Regions from separate parts of the Mus musculus genome. Here region 1 is linked to region 2. A link is a loop called in an ENCODE intact Hi-C map of the cell type or tissue named here. Cell type or tissue: gastrocnemius. All regions are shown on one strand. Links, peaks and the distances in the headings refer to the core of each region. The heading gives the core; the rest is flanking DNA. Region 1 holds the start of Plpp1 (phospholipid phosphatase 1). Region 2 holds the start of Gm52034 (a long non-coding RNA gene).

What was found. A loop is a pair of places that touch in the nucleus more often than their neighbours do. Peaks named below come from ENCODE experiments on the same cell type or tissue, not always from the same donor. Only the 100,000 strongest peaks of a DNase experiment are listed, where the experiment ranks them.
Region 1: it touches region 2 in a loop (2.7-fold over the local background); 7 of 42 quality-filtered maps call a loop at or near these places.

The regions. Positions count from the first base shown.
Region 1 is chr13:112,795,396-112,803,938 of GRCm38, forward strand. It overlaps Plpp1 (phospholipid phosphatase 1), which reads left to right and starts at 5,382. Exons shown (of 6, transcript NM_008903.2): 1 at 5,382-5,871. The coding sequence starts at 5,814. It overlaps Gm41067 (a long non-coding RNA gene), which reads left to right. Exons shown (of 3, transcript XR_873969.2): 3 at 3,878-3,976. In gastrocnemius, for the core only: no CTCF peak of the experiment used is centred there; DNase peaks (open chromatin) are centred at 5,369, 5,811 and 6,486; H3K4me3 peaks cover 3,580 bases; H3K27ac peaks cover 3,235 bases.
Region 2 is chr13:112,670,694-112,679,254 of GRCm38, forward strand. All of the region lies in intron 2 of Slc38a9 (solute carrier family 38, member 9), which reads left to right. Gm52034 (a long non-coding RNA gene) reads right to left here and starts at 2,674. Exons shown (of 2, transcript XR_003950560.1): 1 at 2,580-2,674; 2 at 1-1,335. In gastrocnemius, for the core only: CTCF peaks have their summits at 3,525 (motif pointing right) and 7,669 (motif pointing left); a DNase peak (open chromatin) is centred at 3,583; H3K4me3 peaks cover 331 bases; H3K27ac peaks cover 577 bases.

The sequences.
Region 1 (8,543 bases), core at 544-8,543, 130 kb after region 2:
TCCTTCTCACCCAGAAACTCACTGTTGGTGTGGTAGAGGGCCAGGAAAGAATCCGAGAGTCACCTCCCTATGGCATCTCTCCAGGGCTCCCACTCCAGTCTGTAAGCCTGCTGTACACCAGCACACTTCTGTACAATACTGCATTCATTCAGCTATGTGCCTGGCTTTCTCAGTGGGTGGCAGGCTACTTGAGAAAAATGTCCTTTCCTGCTCATTTTGACCCTTTCACAACTGTGTCCTGAGACTGGACTACATTGTTAGATCAATGAAAGTTGCACAAATCACTCAATCGTTGGGGAAGGCAAATAAGCTCACACCTATTAGAATTATGAGTACCCAAAAGACAAAAGATTCAGAACAGTGGATATATGGTGATACAAGAATTTTTATATACTATCTGTGGGGTGTAAATTAGCATAACTGTCATGGAATTTCTCCAGAACATTAGGAATAAAATTACCCCATAAACCTCCCCCCCAACAAATCCCACAGCTGGGTGTATGTATATCCAAAGAAGATGAAACTTGTATATTGAAGAGACATCAGCACATCCATGTTTATGGCAGCACTGTCTACATTGGTCAAGACATGAGATCAACAGATATGTAAGCGGAGAGCAAGAGAGAGACGGAGAGAGTCTAGTTATTAAAAGAATGAAATCCTATAATTTGTCACACATGGGAACCTGGAGAACACATACTTAAGTAAGTCAGGCACAGAAGGAAAACTAATGTCTGGTCTTGCTCATGCATGGAATCTAAAGATGATCTCAAGCGGAAGACTGTCTGGGATGGTGCTTGCCAAAGGCATGAGTGATTGCGAAGAAGAGAAAGGGAGATGCTGACCAACGGTTAAACAATTACAGGCGGATGGGGTAGGGAGAAGAAGACCAGGGTGGGCAATTATATAGATACGAAAAGTAGATAAGTGATTGCCTAGGGCCCAAGGATGGGAGAAGAGAAATCCGAAAGGATCACTCGTCAATAGCGCTAAAGTTTCTTTCCTGACTGATCAAAATGTCTTACCATCGATCATGATCCGTCAACTCTGAGAACATACTCAAAGTGTCAAGGCTATATACTTTCAACAGGTGAACTGTAGGATAGATGAGTTAAAAGTTAGACAACGTATTGTTATTGTGTGTATATAATACGTGTGCATGAGGAGGGTCCACTTGTGCCATGGTGCACGTGCGGAAGTCAGAGGACAGCTTTAGCAGTCAGTGCTCTCCTTCCACTTTTGGTTCTGGGGCTTGAGCTCAGGTCGTTGGGCTTGTACTGCAAGAGCTTTTATGTGCTAAGCAATTTTGCTGGCTTGTGAATTATCTAATAGAACTGTTTTTTCTTAAATGATATTAAAATGGAGGAATAAATAATGAACAAGGGCATTGATCAGAATTTGCTCCTGCTTTTTTTGGGGGGTAGGGATATTGGAGGACTGAGTGTCTCTTACTCCGTAACCCAGACTAGCTCATAACTTTTTAGTAGCCTAAACTGGCCTTGAACTCAGGATCCTTCTGCCTCTGCCTCTGCAGTGCTGGGAAGAAAAGTGCAGCTTTTCTTCCTCCTCCTCCTCCTCTTCCTCTTCTTGTTCTTTCCTTTTTCATTGAGGTCTTGTTATGCAGTCCAGTTAACCTTGAAATGAGTGCTGACATTTAGTAAGATATTTTGAAAATTCACCTGTTTGGTTTTGTTTGTTTGTTTGTTTGGTGTGCCAGCAAGTGTGAGTGTGCACGTGTGTGTTTTGTGTGAACACGTTTGTGCTTGTGTAGGCCAGGTACCAAGCACTGTCTTCCTCAATCCTGCTCTACTTTATTTCTTTCGGACAAGGTCTCTCACTGAACCTGCAGCTCCTGAGAGGCTGGCCTGGCCAGGTAGGAAGCTCCAGGAACCGGATGTCCCCACCTCCTCGGTTATGGGGTTACAGGTGCTCACTGATAGTTTAGAATCTCTCTCTCTCTCTCTCTCTTTGTTTTGTTTTGTTTTGTTTTGTTTTGTTTTGTTTTGTTTTGTTTTGTTCTGTTCTGCTTTTCAAGACAGGATTTCTCTGTACATCTCTGGCTGTCCTGGAATTTAGCCTGTAGTTCAGGCTAGCCTCGAACTCAGAGATCCACCTGCCTCAGCCTCCTGAGTGTTGGGATTAAAGGCGTGTGCTGTCCAGCTACTGTCTGGCTAGCTATGCTCAGATTTTTGCATGGGTGCTGCGAATCCAAACTCAGGTCCTTGTGTTTGCATAACAAGCCTTTTACCAACTTAGCTATTTCCCTCGCTCTTGAAACTTCACATTTGAATGAAACACTTTAGAAGTAGATATTTCTTCTAATTTCGAGTGGTTGCTATCTATAATAGCTTCAGTTGACTTATTCCATCATCCAATATGTCTCTGGAGTCTAGACTTTAGGATTACAGACAGTTATGCTTGGATGAAAGGTTCTTGGTACCAGTTCTTTATAGGTGATGCATGCACGGTATATTGTGTTTTATGTCACCTAACACAACCAATGTCTTGTCTGAAATTCAGTGAGGCTAGGTTTGACCACCTGAGTTCATGTGATGACAGCCTGGTCTCTTTTATAAAAGTAACCTTTCTCTCTTGTCAATGATAAACTATGGATGGGCAAATGGTAGAACATGGCCCTCTAAATTCCTATCACCCTGTTTCCTAACAGGGTTAACATCTGCTCATTCATAGTCTGCTCATTTATCAGTTCCCACCTGTCCTGGCTAGGTTTTTGTTCTTGTTTTGTTTTGTTTTTTTGTTTGTATTTTTTTTCCGAGACAGGGTTTAGCCCTGGCTGTCCTGGAACTCACTTTGTAGACCAGGCTGGCCTCGAACTCAGAAATCCTCCTGCCTCTGCCTCTCCAGTTCTGGGATTAAAGGCATGCGCCACCACGCCAGGCCAGAGTTCATTTGTTGTTGTTGTTGTTTTCAATTTGACACAAGCTACAGTAATCTGGGAGGAGGGAATCTAGATTAAGGAACTGCCTTCATCAGACTGACCTATAGAGTCTGTAGGGCATTTTCCTGATTCATGATTGATTTGGGAGGGTCCTACTCACTGTGGGTGGTGCTGGTCCTGGGTGGTATTAGAAAGCTGGGGAGCAGGCCATGGGGAGCAGGCCAGTAAACAGTTTCTCCACTGTCTCAGCCTTGATTCCTACCTCGAGATTCCTGCCTTTAATTCCTGCCCTGACTTCCCCTCATGAGAGATTACAACTATAAACTTAAATAAACCCCTTCGCCCCCCAAGTTGCTTCTGTTCATGGTCTTTATACAGCAACAGAAACCAAACTAGGATGGTAGCTATCTGAAAGGAGATTTCCCATCAGCGGAACTAAAAAACTTCCATGTATGGGCAGTTGTCCCGGAATTCCTGATTCTCTCGCTTCCGGTCTTCAGTGTTAGAACTACAGGTGGATACCACCGTGTCCAACATCTTCATCTCAAAGCTGTTTAGGGAAGCCATCTTGCCTAGACTATACCTGGCACATAGTATGTGCTTGATAAAAGTTTAAAAAAAATAGTCATCTAAATGTATTATGACCTGTAGCCTCCCCCAGCCTCGAAGCAGGCTGATCCAGACTTTGACCTTGCTGCCACTACGGAGATTACCTAGGGTGGAGCCTTTCGACCTAGATGGCTCTATTGTTCTGTCAATTGCCACTGGTCTCCTCCAAGACACTGCTACCTGCTGAGAGGGCCCTGAGATATTCAGGAGGAACATCCTATCCTGCATGTCGCCTACAGGCTGGCTCCAGACACCAAGAATGGACTGGGCGGGGGATGGGCCTTCCCCTTATAAGCACACTCTCTTAGTAAACTGGCGAGACTTGAACAGGGAATCGTTTTGGCTTCATTATTTCTCTCGCCGTCTAAGTCTTTTTCAGCCCCAGCCTGCCTTCCAGGTGTACCCGGTTCAAGTAGGCCGCGGGGCTGGCATACAACAATGACCATGCTACCTAGGACTCTTGTAACTCTGGAGGTAAGGAAAACAACGAAATAATAATAATAATAATAATAATAATAATAATAATAATAATAAATAATAATGCCACATCTTTTTGCGTGTAAATTGTTGAGAGCTTTTAGAAACAATTAAAATAAGTTGAAATTTAAAAATCCATATATCTTTAAAATAAGAATATACTTTTACAAATACACATTTTTATGGCTTATAGTTGCACTTGGAAACACATCTGACTCCCCTTGGGAAGTAGCATCTTTCCACTCACTGGTCTTTTGGGATGCTTGGCAGGAAATACCTGAGAAAACAGAAGGCACATTCTGTGATTTGTATTTTACATCTTCCTATAAGAAGAAAAACCCCAGGGGTGCTGGCTCATGCCTGTAACGCCTTGGGAGGTAGATGCAGGAGTTAAGACCATTTTCGGCTACACAGCCGAATGTGAGGCCTGCCTGGGCTAAAGGAGTCTCTGTCAAAAAAAAAAAAAAAAAAAAAGTCTTGAGCAAGGAGGAAACCATGTATTGTTAAGATTGGTAGTGGTGGTTTAACTCTTTATAAAGCAATTGTCACATTATCTTCTCTGAGTCTCACCACTTCCTCTTAATTAGAATAGACAGCGGGGATCATTGAGATCCTCTTTTTACACATTTGGAAACTGAGATTACTAAATGTGTTCTGGAGGCCTCCTGGGAATGGGTACGGGGACTGCCACTATTGAATCATTGATATTTCTTAAGACATAGTTAACTCTATTGTTTGTGTGAGCATGGCTGAAGCTGCGCTACTGATCAAAAATAAGGCCCCTCCGTGCTAAAGCCAGAGCTCTACCATTGAACAAGTCTCCAAACTCCTCCCAAGTGAAGTCCCAACGAAGTCTATTGCAGTAGGAGACATGACTTGCAGTTAGCGGAAACTGAGCTGGAGATTCGAAGTCAGTGAACAGAACATGACTAAGAAGACATTAATGGCAGGGGTATTCTTGCTAAGGGTAGACTGCGGATTTACGTACACCAAAGGCGGGAGGGTTCAGATATTAAGTATTAGAATATCAAGAATGACCAGAGGGCAAGAAGGATTCTTGCTAGAATGAAGCTCAGCTACGACCAACAGGAAGGCCAAGGTGCAGGCCCCTCACAGAAAGGGGCTTAGAGGTAACTCATTTAAACAGTTTGGAGGGAGAGCCCATGGGAGGAGAAGGATGGCGGGCAGCAGGAGCTATGGAATGGTGTATCGGGGTCTGGCTCTCCTTTAAAGGAAGCATCGCCTAGCACTAAAGGGCTGAATGGACTAAAGAGAGGACTCCCAATCCCTGCAATTGGCCCCGCCCCGTTAACCAGCTTCCAGATTCGGGGCGGGCTCCGCAAGTCGGCGGGGCGGGGCCGATGGCGCTGATTGGCTGTCTGCGCTGGCCTGGGTTTCGTCCCCGCGCGCTGCAGCCGGCGAGACCGCGCACTGGCCGGAGCGGCGCGCCTGGGGCGGGAGGAGCGGTGTTCCTCCAGTCCTCATCCTTAGAGCTCGCCCGGCCTGTTGGAGAGGGCACAGGGCAGCGGAGGGCGATTGGCCGCGACGAGCCAGCACTGAGAGAGCAGGCGCCTGAGGCGACAGATCGGCGGCCACTGGCCCAGTACCGGGTCCGTGAAGGGAAAAGTCCGGGACACGATTGCCCTCGGTGGCAGGGCGGCCCAATCCAAACTGCCCTGGTCCCTGCTCCCGTCAGTCTAAGAGGCTCGCAGTCGCTTGGGGCGGCCGCCATCCCGAGGGCGGGGCTCTGGGAATTGGGTATCTGGACCGCCGCGGTCTGTTCCTCCCGCCACTCGCACCAGGTGGTGACACCATCCAGCCGGTGACCATGTTCGACAAGACGCGGCTGCCGTACGTGGCCCTCGATGTGATTTGCGTGTTGCTGGGTACGTAGGCGCCGCGGCCCGGGGGTCTTCCAGGCGGAGCCGCGCACCGGTGTGGGGTGGGTGTGCCCGGCGTGCGCGCGCGCGCGTGCGCCGGTGGCTGCGGAGAGAGTTGTGGGGAGCCGTTTGCGCAGCTCGGGGGGCCGGGGCTGGGTGGGGGTGGGGGTGATCCCCGCTTCTGCATCCAACACTCTGGCTCCAGCGTGGGCTCTCCCTGCCTGTCTGCCGGTGCGCTGAGTCTAGCCCTGCTTGGCCTCTGTTCTCGCCTGTGCTGTTACCCTCTGTTTCCCGGCCCACTCTAACAGGCAGGGTGGGCTCCTCCCTCTGCACCGTGCAGAGAATCCTGGTCTCTGGCTCATCAGGTTCTGCAGCGAAGCTGGAGGTTCGGTACACTCGGACTTTTCCCTCCCTGGGAACAGGCAGGCAGGCAGGCAGGCAGGCTTCAGTGCCCAGCTTATCATAACTTGGTGAGAAGCACTTGAAAGTTTTCTTCGTCTATAAAAGGTTTAGAACGTTCCTAATTAGAAGGCGTCGTCAGGTTGTAAATTGTCAGGTTGCAGGAGCGATGGAGATGGCCAGGTTTCTGCCTGATGAGGTCTGAAGAAGCTTGCTTTTCCCCATCCCATCCCGTAGAAGTCCTGCTATTGGCTTATAGCGCAGCCCTTGCCTTGGTGTGCCTGTCTCCTGTGACAGCCTGGCACGGAGCGCCTTTAGCTTCTTTAATTTCTTTAGCTACAGCAAAGTTAAGGTTATTTCCCTGGTGGAAGACTTCAATTCTGGGGTCTTTCGTCTCCAGATGTTTTTTTTTGTTTTGTTTTGTTTCTCCTTCAGGAGAAACAAAAACAAAACTTCCCAAACCTCCAAAACTAGAGTCATCTTGTCAAGGGATAGGCATGGAAGGGGTAGCTTTCACTTTTTTTCTTTTTCTTTTTTCTTCTTTTTTTTCCTGTATCGTGTCTGTCACTTGTAGACCATTGGGTCAGGCAATTTACCTAGTTGTAAGCTGTTGGAAGTTTGGGTGGTGGGACTCTGGTTTAAGTAACTGACATAGTCCTGGCGAGTTTTCAAGGCGACTGAACTAGTGGCTTTTGCATCCTAGATACAAATCAGCATAATGGTTCCTCAGAGATAGGAAATTTCCCCAGGCTTTAACTTAATCTCGCTGTTCTAGACTATTCCTCTCTCTTGCTTCCAGCCTGACCATTTAGGTGCCTATAATCTTATAAAATTGTTAAAATTTTAGTACCTGTTTTTTTTAAATGCATTTTCTCTCTCTCTCTCTCTCTCTCTCTCTCTCTCTCTCTCTCTCTCTCTCCTTCCTTCCTTCCTTCCTTCCTTCCTTTCTTTCTTTCTTTCTTTCTTTCTTTCTTTCTTTCTTTCTTTCTTTCTTTCTTTCTTTCTTTCTTTTTTGAGACAGGGTTACTCTGTATAGCCCTGGCTGTCCTGGAACTCACTTTGTAGACCAGGCTGGCCTCAAACTCAGAAATCCGCCTGCCTCTGCCTCCCGAGGGCTGGGATTAAAGGCGTGTGCCACCACGCCCGGTTTAAATGCATTTTCTTAAAGAGTTCCTTTTTTTTTTTTTTTAAAGAAACTTCTTTATTTGGAAGGACCCCCCCCCCCCCCCCCCCCCGCGCCACCTTTCATTGAGGAATTCACTCTGCGGGATTCAGTCTTAGGACATCCATTAGGATGTGGTGACCTGTAGCCCAGGCACTTGTGGTGCAGAGGTAGGAAAATGTTTAGTTCAAGACCAGCTTGGGCTACCTAGGGAGAGCCCGGGTCACTAACCAAGAACAGCCTTTATAGAAACATCTTTTCAGATATCGGGGTAGATTATTTTAAGTTATTAGTTTATGAACTATTTCCCCGTTCTCTCTTTTCTGCCTTCTTTCCTTTCCCTTTCTTCCCTCTCTCCTTTCCTTCTTTCTTCCTTCTTTCTAGATAGGGTCTTGCTGTGCAACCTGGTTTGGAACCTGTGTCCTCTTCTTCCTCGGCCTCAGTGCTGGGAATATCGGCACGCTCTCCCGTGCCTGGCTAAAGTATGGTGTTGCTTTTCTACGGACCCAACATTGATGAGGAGCGCTGAAAACAATAGGGCCTCACAGCTAATGTTAATAACATGAAGCCATATGGTAGATTTATACTTTCTAATTATACTTTGTAATTTCTAATTAAAATTAATTAATTTTGTTTCAGTATACCCAAGCACAGTGCTCCTAGTCCTCCCCCCCACCCCCCCCCCCCAGATCCACTCCTCTGTTTCCCCTCAGAAAAGAGCAGGCCTCCCAGGTGTATCCACGGAACATGACATAATCAGAGACAGTGAGATTAGCCACGAACCCTCATATCAGGGCTGGAGGGAAGTTGATGTGGTTGCCTGGTGCCCTGTCTCATGTTTGTAATCCCATCCCTCACATGGTTAAAATAGGAAGATTCCTGAGTTAGAGGCTGGTCTGGGTTGCGCAGCGAGTTCGGGTCAGCCTCAAATTTCTATTGAACAAATAAACTGACAAAGATCATGTACAGTGGGAAAACACATATGCAGTGCAGTTTTATTAATTCTGTTTTCTGCCAGGTGGCCTATATTTGCAACATGACACATCCTGTTGACCTCTGAGTCATCTTATAGTAATGTAATTGGCCTTACAGTTTCAGGAATATGCTCTCCTAAGCC
Region 2 (8,561 bases), core at 100-8,099:
CAAAAAGCCCCGAGGCACCAGCAAGATGGCTCAGCAGGAAAAGGCCACTGAGCCTGACTACTTGAGTTAAATCCCCAGGATTCACAGGATGGCGGGAGAGAACTTACCCAAAGAAAGTGTTCAGACCTGCAGATAAATACAATAGCACTTGTGTGTTCACACTCTAGATAAATAAATGAAGAAAGAAAGAGAGGAAAAAAAGATGAGAAAATGAGATAGAAAAATATATAAAATACGCTTGCAGTAGTTTTAACAGGAATGTGCAAAATCTGTGAGAAAAACTAAAATGTTCCTGAATGATGTAACATGGGATTTGGAATATTTCATCAAATCTGAGATGCTGTTGGTTGTCAATTGCGTTTAAAATATACAAAGCCTGGCATAGTGGCACGTGCTTTTAATCCCAACACTTGTGAGGTACAAACTGGCAGATTTCTATGGGTTTGAGGCCAGTGTGGTCTAGAGTGAGTTCCAGGAGAGCTGGGGCTACATACTGAGACTTGACTTGCATGGTGGGCAGGTAGGTAGGTAGGTAGGTCGGTCAGTCAGCCAGTGGGTCAGAAAGACGCACTGATAGACAGACGGACAAAGAGGGTTTGGAACGAAGTTCAGTGGTTAAGAGAACTGACTGTTCTGTTAGAGGACCTGGATTTGATTCCTAGCACACACATACATGATAGCTCACAACTGTCCGTAATTCCAGTCCCAGGAGATCTGACGCCTTCTTCTGTTCTCCATCAACAGTAGCCATGCACATGGTGCACAGACATTCTTGCAGACAAAGCACCCATACACATAATCAGATCATTTCAAAAACCCCAACCCACAACACGCACACACTCACTCACGCATGCTGTGCCCGTGTGTATCATACATGTACAGTACTGGACTTGGAATTTTTGCTGTGTTTTCACTGGAAGAACTCTTGACCGTATGTGTTACTTCTCATTTGTCTCTTATGGAACTATACAAGTTGATCATAGAAACAAAGTGCATTGGTTAAGACATTATTAACACCTCACACTTAAAAACCCTGGCTCTTCTGGATCAGCTTTTGATTTAGTCATCAGACCAGTTGTGTGTCCCTCCTACGTGGACAATTGTCCTTTGGCCGGAAAGAGAGTGGGTGGCTTTGATGACACAGCCTTCCTTGGTTTCTTCAGCAGCACTGAGGCCGCGCGCAGGTTCCCGTCCTTGCACTGTCCCGGTCTCACCAGATGGCGTCATGAGAGGCCTTCTCACTTCCGGTTCCCATGCCTTCCTTCAGTGGTTTGACAGAGATGGCCTGGCAGTCGGATGTCAGCACACCACCAGAAGTAGCGAGCACACTGCCACCTGGCCAACAGTAATTCAGACATCCGGTGTTAGAGATTGTGAGGTGTCCTCGTTTAGAAATGTTTAAGTGCATATATTAGAAAAGTATCTTATCAGTAAGCTATGACAGAAGTCATTGTCTACTGCCGGCAGGAAGAATACAATTGTGATGTAGGGGGGATTAAATCCAGGGGAGAGGCTCTGTCAGTGAAGTATTTGTCACACAAACTTGAGCCCCCATATAAAATCCAGGAGCTATGGTGTGTACCTGTAACCACCACACTAGGGAGGCAGGGACAGATGGCTTCTGGAGAGCATTGGCTAGCGAGGCCAGCCAAATTGATGAGCTCCAGGCTGGTAAGAGACTGTCTCAATAAATAGCAAATAAATAAACAAACCATCTCAAATATGCCACTAAATGAGAGAGAGAGAGAGAGAGAGAGGTAGTTCAATTAGATACCTGATGATGACGTCTGGCCTTTTTATACTTGTGCTCACATATTCTTATGTACACCAGAAAAAAGAATTTAACCCACAAATTTTGTGTGATCCTCCACTCAGATCCCAGCGGCAACTCTGAGGTTTCTGGGTAGCAGAATCTCACTGCCTTACAGCGTCAACCGGTGCCTGCGTGGGGTCATATACGTTGCTAAGATTGAGTGACTAAAATATGTTTTCTTCCAGGGCTGAAAAACTACATTATAGTGTGTTCATACAATGAAATATTTTTCATCTAATAAAAAGGAGGTGGGCTTATGACATACCAAAATGAAACAACTCTTCGAGTTATTTTGTTAAAAGAAAAAAGTGAGTTGCAGAGCAGTATGTATAGTCTGCCACCATTCATGTAAAGTTGCTCGCTGTATTGTAGACAATACAGTATGTGCAGATGGAGTCGGGAAGGCTTGGGTGGCTGAGAGGAGCTGCACAGCTGAGGTAAGGGAGCCTGGTGCATAGAGTTAGTAGGTCCTCAGTACCCAGTCAGTGACTACCCTCGTTGCTATCAGCAGAATGTTAGTCTAGATAAGAGCTGCAGCTATTTCCAGCCCAGGAGATAAGAAAGATTGCAGTGAGCTGATCCTGGCGGTATTGTTATCATTTCTTCCGATAGTTGATGTTTCAGTTTTTCTTGTAGCTAAAACTGGTAGTGTGAAATTTATCCCTGAAGAAAGTGTCGTTAACAGTGGCTATCAGAAGAAACAGAGAAATCGATAATTGTGATTCTCACTGGTATATTTCAGTATTAGTGAATGTAGTCCACTTACAAATGCTGACTGAATGCTTAGAGTTTTTCTTGAAGCTTCTAAGTTCTGTGATAAATAATTGGCCACTGTGACAATGAGTCATAGGTCATTAAAGTGCATTCCATTATGACAAGTCGGCAGTTCAGTTCCTTGAAATTTTAATCTAACAGGGTATATTAAATGGAAATACATTTTCTATAATGAAACTTCAAAAAGGAAGGAGTCCGCTATTTTCAATCCTGGCGTAACTGGTAAGAAAGGAGAGCAACCACTTGTAAGAACTTAGCAGTCCTTGTTGCTTCTGCTTGTGGGATAATCTCTGCTGGAGAAAGCAGAGACTATTAGATGAGAAAAAGTATGTGAGTACTTTAAGACATTGTTCCTGCTGAGGGATAGAGTCTCCAACTTTCCATGTAAATAAAATGTAGACAACTAGTATCAAGCTTCAGTTCTTTGAGTCACCATGCTCTGGTGCCCCCTTGTGTATATACATCTCTCTCTCTCTCTGTATGTATGTATGTATGTGTATATACACACACACACACACACACACACACATATATATATATATATATATATATATATATATATATATATATATATACATATATATATATATACACATATACATATATACATGCATATACATACATATACATACATACATACACACACACACACACACACACATATATATATTATAATTGGATGTTTCTTAGCAGTCTGCTCCCCTTCCAGCTCTGAGTTCATTTAGCTTTATCTCATGTTTGTAAAGTGAGGACTTTAGAGTGCTTATACTTGTCTATTGTATATTGCTATATACACCAGCCAGTCAGCGTTCACGATTGTGGTGTCAAGGGTCATCCTGCACTTGGGAAACTTTGGCTATAGGATGATGGGAGACAACATTTGATGTCTGAGTATTTCTTGGCCTACGGTTAGCTTGTGTTATTTTTCTACCTCCCACTAGGTGGCATTCGCGTCTTACATGTAAGACTTTTAGCTGGCACAGACTAAGGGGTTGCAGGCCAAGCATTTTGACAAGTGGAGTCTAAAGCAGGCGGAGGAAGGGCTGTGCCGTTGTAAGCTGCATGCCATCGGCATGTGGATCATTTAGGTGCATTATAAAAAAGTAAGGCCCCTGTTTCTTCAGCACGCCTCCCTCTGATGCTATTTTGTCACCTGTTTGGAGAGAGAATGAACAATAAAAAAGTAAATGGAAGAGCAGAAAGGTCTAGAAGTCTGCTGTGTTCTATTCGATACATTCTACTGGGAATGAGCAGGCTTTTCTCAGGCTTTTGGAGGCTACTAATGAGCTGGTACTCAGGGTAGCCTCATATTTTCCTACTGCTCTGTGACTATGCCCTGGGAAAGTTGACCACCCCAGCCAGCCAACAAAGTTATGAAATGGTTGATTTTTAATTTCTTTCCAGTTCTGGGTATTGAACCCATGGCCTTGTGTATTGCTACGCAAACCCTCTACTGTGGCTTGGCTCGGTTTTTAGCTTTCCCCTTCTCTGTGTGTCTTTGTTTCCCCTTTCCTTCTGCTGCTCCTTATAGGCCCAGGGTGACACCGTAAGGCAGGAGCTCACTCAGGCCCCAACCCCCTAAGCATGCTCTGTACACAGACTTTTCTCCTACAGCTTACTTACCAGCACTCGGCTGCTCTGCTCTTGTAGGACTCTGTTGCCCACTTGGTATCAAAATGGAGAATAATCTGATCTATCAGAGATATCATCTATTAAACTCACAGGGCTGTTTTCATTTCAACACCAAAACATCTCAAAATACCAAATCCTAACATTCAAGCTTTTGCTATTGAGGATGTTGTAGTGCTCTAACAAGCCACCATTAATTGGATATCTCAAATGCACAGCTTCCTCACACCCTTGGAGTGTGTAAGATACATTATGGCACCTTGCTGTTTAGGGTACCTACAGTCTGTGCATTTGTGAATCAGCCTCTCTATTTCTCCTCCCACAAATGCTGTCACTGTAGATCAGCCTGAGTTGACAGTGGGTATTTGCGGCCCTAGGAGAGAGGAAGACTCAAGCCGTTTCCCAAGGCAAAGTAAAATGTTTAATAGATGCTGGCGTATGGCAGCAACTGGAAGTGGTTACCCGGTGCTTGATGATTTTATAGTTTGGGATTATATAGGCAACAAAAATGAGAAGAATTCAGGCAGTGGGAGACAATGTTCTTAGCATGCACAAGGCCCTAAATTTGATCTTAAAACTTCCTAAAAAGAGGAAGGGGAGGGGGAGAAAAAGAGAAATTGATTTTCCCAGGAGGGCTAGTGTGCTAAGCTACCATGAATTACACGATGAAGAGCTTGCCACCAAGCAGTCATAACTAGATGGACAGGACCTCAATTGTTGCTGGTATCACTGCGCTGGGGCAAGCATACAAATTGTATTACTCCCTCCATCAAACCCATCTCTCCCCTCTCTCCTCTGCTCCTTTCCCTCCCCCTCCTTTTCCCTCCTTGGCCCAATTTTCTCCATACTTTCCCACCTTCTCCTCTTTCTTTTGTCCCTCAAAGAACTATATTTTTGCCAAATGCTTAAGGAAAGAAAATTCTTGGTCTTAGTGTTAGAGGCACCTTAAATTTGCATGTGACTTTGTTACTTCACTAGATGAAGTTTTTTTTCTAGTCTCATTGGAATCCTCTTATTCTCTCAAATGCTTGGTTTCTGTGCCTTTTCCCTTCTCTCCCTCTGCCCTAGACATCTTTTTAAACGTTTCCCCTTCGGTCGGTATCTGCTCAGCTCACCTGAGTTTAGCCCTTTAGCCCTGTCAGCTCCGGGGTGTTTGCGTGTCTGTTTTGTTTTCTTCCCACTCCTGGGAAGTTCGTTGTACTTTATTGTACTTTCTCCCTCTCTCACTGACATTAGTGAGAGAAGCCCGAAGACCAAGGGAGCTTTTGGAGGTAATTGATACTCCGCAGGGTCAAGTCAAAGTTATTTTGTTGAGCAGAAAAAGTATGAAGAGTTAATGAAGAGTTAAGGCAAAAAAAACAAAAACAGAAACAAAACCCTTATCTGTCTGGTCAGTGTTAGGTCAAGGGTGTAGTCAGAAGGAATTTGTGGGTGCAGTATAATATCACCACCACCAGAGCTTGGAGCCAGTAGTGGTAACAAGAGAGTCAAGATGGCTTTCAACAGGCTAAAGGCCGGATGCTAATAATGTACGTGAAATGGGTCTGGGGTCTTAGGAAGACAGCTTAAGTCTGTGAAGACCTCGCCTTACAAGCATGAGGTCCTGATTTTGATCCCCAGAAACCCCATGAGGAGGTTGGTGCAGTGACACATGCTTGAGATCCCACTGCTGGGGAACGAGATGGATCTCACGTACATTAAAGATAATGTTCTCAGAGGAAGCTAGATACGTGTCATATCATGGCAGCACGGTGGCACAGCCTGCAATCCCAGCTCTTGGAGCTGGGAGGCAAGAGGATTGTGAGTTTCAGGCCAGTCTGAGCTACAAGAGACCCTATCTTAAAGCATCAAAAAAAAAAAAAAAGAAAAAGAAAAAGAAAGAAAAAATTAGAAAATGATACCATGTGTGATTGTTATTCTGTCTTATGTAAAGATCAAAAGGAATCAAAACCAAAATGCACATGTCCATCATTCACGCATGTTTCTCAGCCATGCACCAAAATGTTGCTGGGTCATTTAGTTCGTTCTGCAGTGTTCAGATTGAATCCAGAGCCTGCTACATGCTAAGCAAATGCTGTACTACTGAGTAATGAACCCAGCACACCAGCAATTATCTCAACAATGTTTACATTATCTGCAGTATATATATATATACATATATATGTGTGTGTGTGTGTATGTATATGTATATATATGTATGTATGTGTGTCTGTGTGTATGTATATATATATATATATAACTTTTCTGATGAGATACATTACTTTTCTGATTTATAATACAAACACGATATTGAAGGATAAGCTGGCTTTCCTTAAGTTTTTGTTTAAATCGCCTGTGCTTCTGTAGGATCATGTTCATTTTCTTCCTTCCTTCTCTCCCTCCTCTTTCTTACTGTGTTTTGTTTTGTTTCTGATTGGGAAGGTTGGGAGGAGGATCGTACAAGAGCTATAGAATGAAGCCTGGAAGCATAAGGAACTCAATCCCATCACACAGAAGCAAGCATTGCTAAGACTGTCCTGGGAGCTGCCTTTCTATGATGCTCTAGTGTATAAAGTGGATGTGAGCCTAGTCAATTGGAACTGAAATCACAAAGGAGTATGGCTTCCCTAAGTCGTTCCCTGTTTGTTTGTGTGTCTCTCTATCTTCTCTGCCTTCCTCTTTTATATTTTCCTCTCTTGTCCTCTTTTGTGCTTTTCTTTCTCATTTCCCTTTCTTTCTTTATTCCTTCCTTTTGCCAGCAAACACTAAGTTTCCACTGTATGCTAGATGCCTTATACATCCGGTGTTTCCTTCTATCAGAAATATTGAAGCAGGATGACTCAGTGGTTAGAAATATTTTTAAAAATATGTGTGTGTCTTCAAAACTTACTTTTCACCCGGAAAATGCTAGTTAAACCCATTCTGAGCCAGCATTCCCAAGGACCCCGTGGAATCATAGCATTCTGGATGTTCATGCTGGTGCTGTTTGTGCTGCTAAGGCCTAGAGCAGCGTTCTTAGCCTTCCTAATGCTGTGACCCTTTAATACAGTTCCTCATGTTGTGGTGACCCCAAACCATGACATTATTTGGTTGCTACTTCATAACTGTAATTTTTCTACTATCATGAATCATAATATAAACATCTGATATGTGGGATATATTATAGGCAACTCCAAGGGGGTCATGACACACAGGTTGAGAACTGCTTGGGGTGGGAGCTCTGCTGATGCTACTCTGTGCAAGCTGTAAGAGTCTAAGTTGAACGAGGCCTAGGGCGGCCTAGATGATAAACATCTCTAAGGAAAGACCTATATAGCTGCTCCCTGACATAAATCTGATAATGGCATGCAGGAAGTCCTGCTTCAGTTCTGAGTCCCTGAAGGGAACATAGGTTCTGAGGAAGAGGCAGCTCAGAGCTCTTGTTCCTATAGAGGAACCAGGTTCAAGTTTCAGCTCACTGGCGGCCTCTTCTGGCTTCCAAGTATACCAGGCACACATACAGTGCACAGACATACACAGGCAAAATACAGAAATCCTTCAGAAACGGTTAAGGGGAATGATTAAAAGGCTCATGTTCTTCAGTGCTTGTATAAAAGTGTTCATAGTTTTGTTTTTTCATTTCTGAATCATTACAGTAAAATGGCAAAAGCGGGCCAGGTAAGTGGCAGTTGTCTGAACTAGAAGTTCAAGGCCACATAGGCAGCATATTTTTTATTAATATATTAATTTACTTTACATCCCAGTCACAGCTTCCTCTCTTCTCTCCTCATCTTTCCTTCCCGCAACCCTCCCACCATCCCTTTTCTGAGACAAGGCTCAGAAAAATAGAGACCTCCCATGGATATAATCCCTCCTAGGCATATCAAGTTGCAGTAGGACTAGGCATATTTTCTCCTATTGTGTCTAGGCAAGGCAGCCCAGTTAGGGGACAGGGATCCAAAGGCAGGCAACAGAGTCAGAGACGGCTCCCGCTGTTAGGAGTCCCACGTGAAGACCGAGCTGCACAACCGTTACATAGGGTAGCAGATTTTTAAAGGCAATTTTAGTACCACATATAGAAATTAAAAGCAAGATATTTTCCTCTTTCTCTGTCTCTTTCTCTGTCTCTGTCTCTGTCTCTCTCTCTCTCTCTCTCTCTGTGTGTGTGTGTGTGTGTGTGTGTATGTGTGTGTGTGTTTATTCTCAATTCTTCCAATATGTCAAGTTTCTAAAGAAAGCAAAGTTCAAGTCAGTGGTAAAATTTGGTTAAGTTTTGGTTAAAATGGTAGCCACTAGCCTATCATGTTTTTATTTCCCTACTCCTCCCTTCCACACACACTCCATTGTGCAATGTTTAGATTACCAAGACTGGTGGCTTAATACTTTG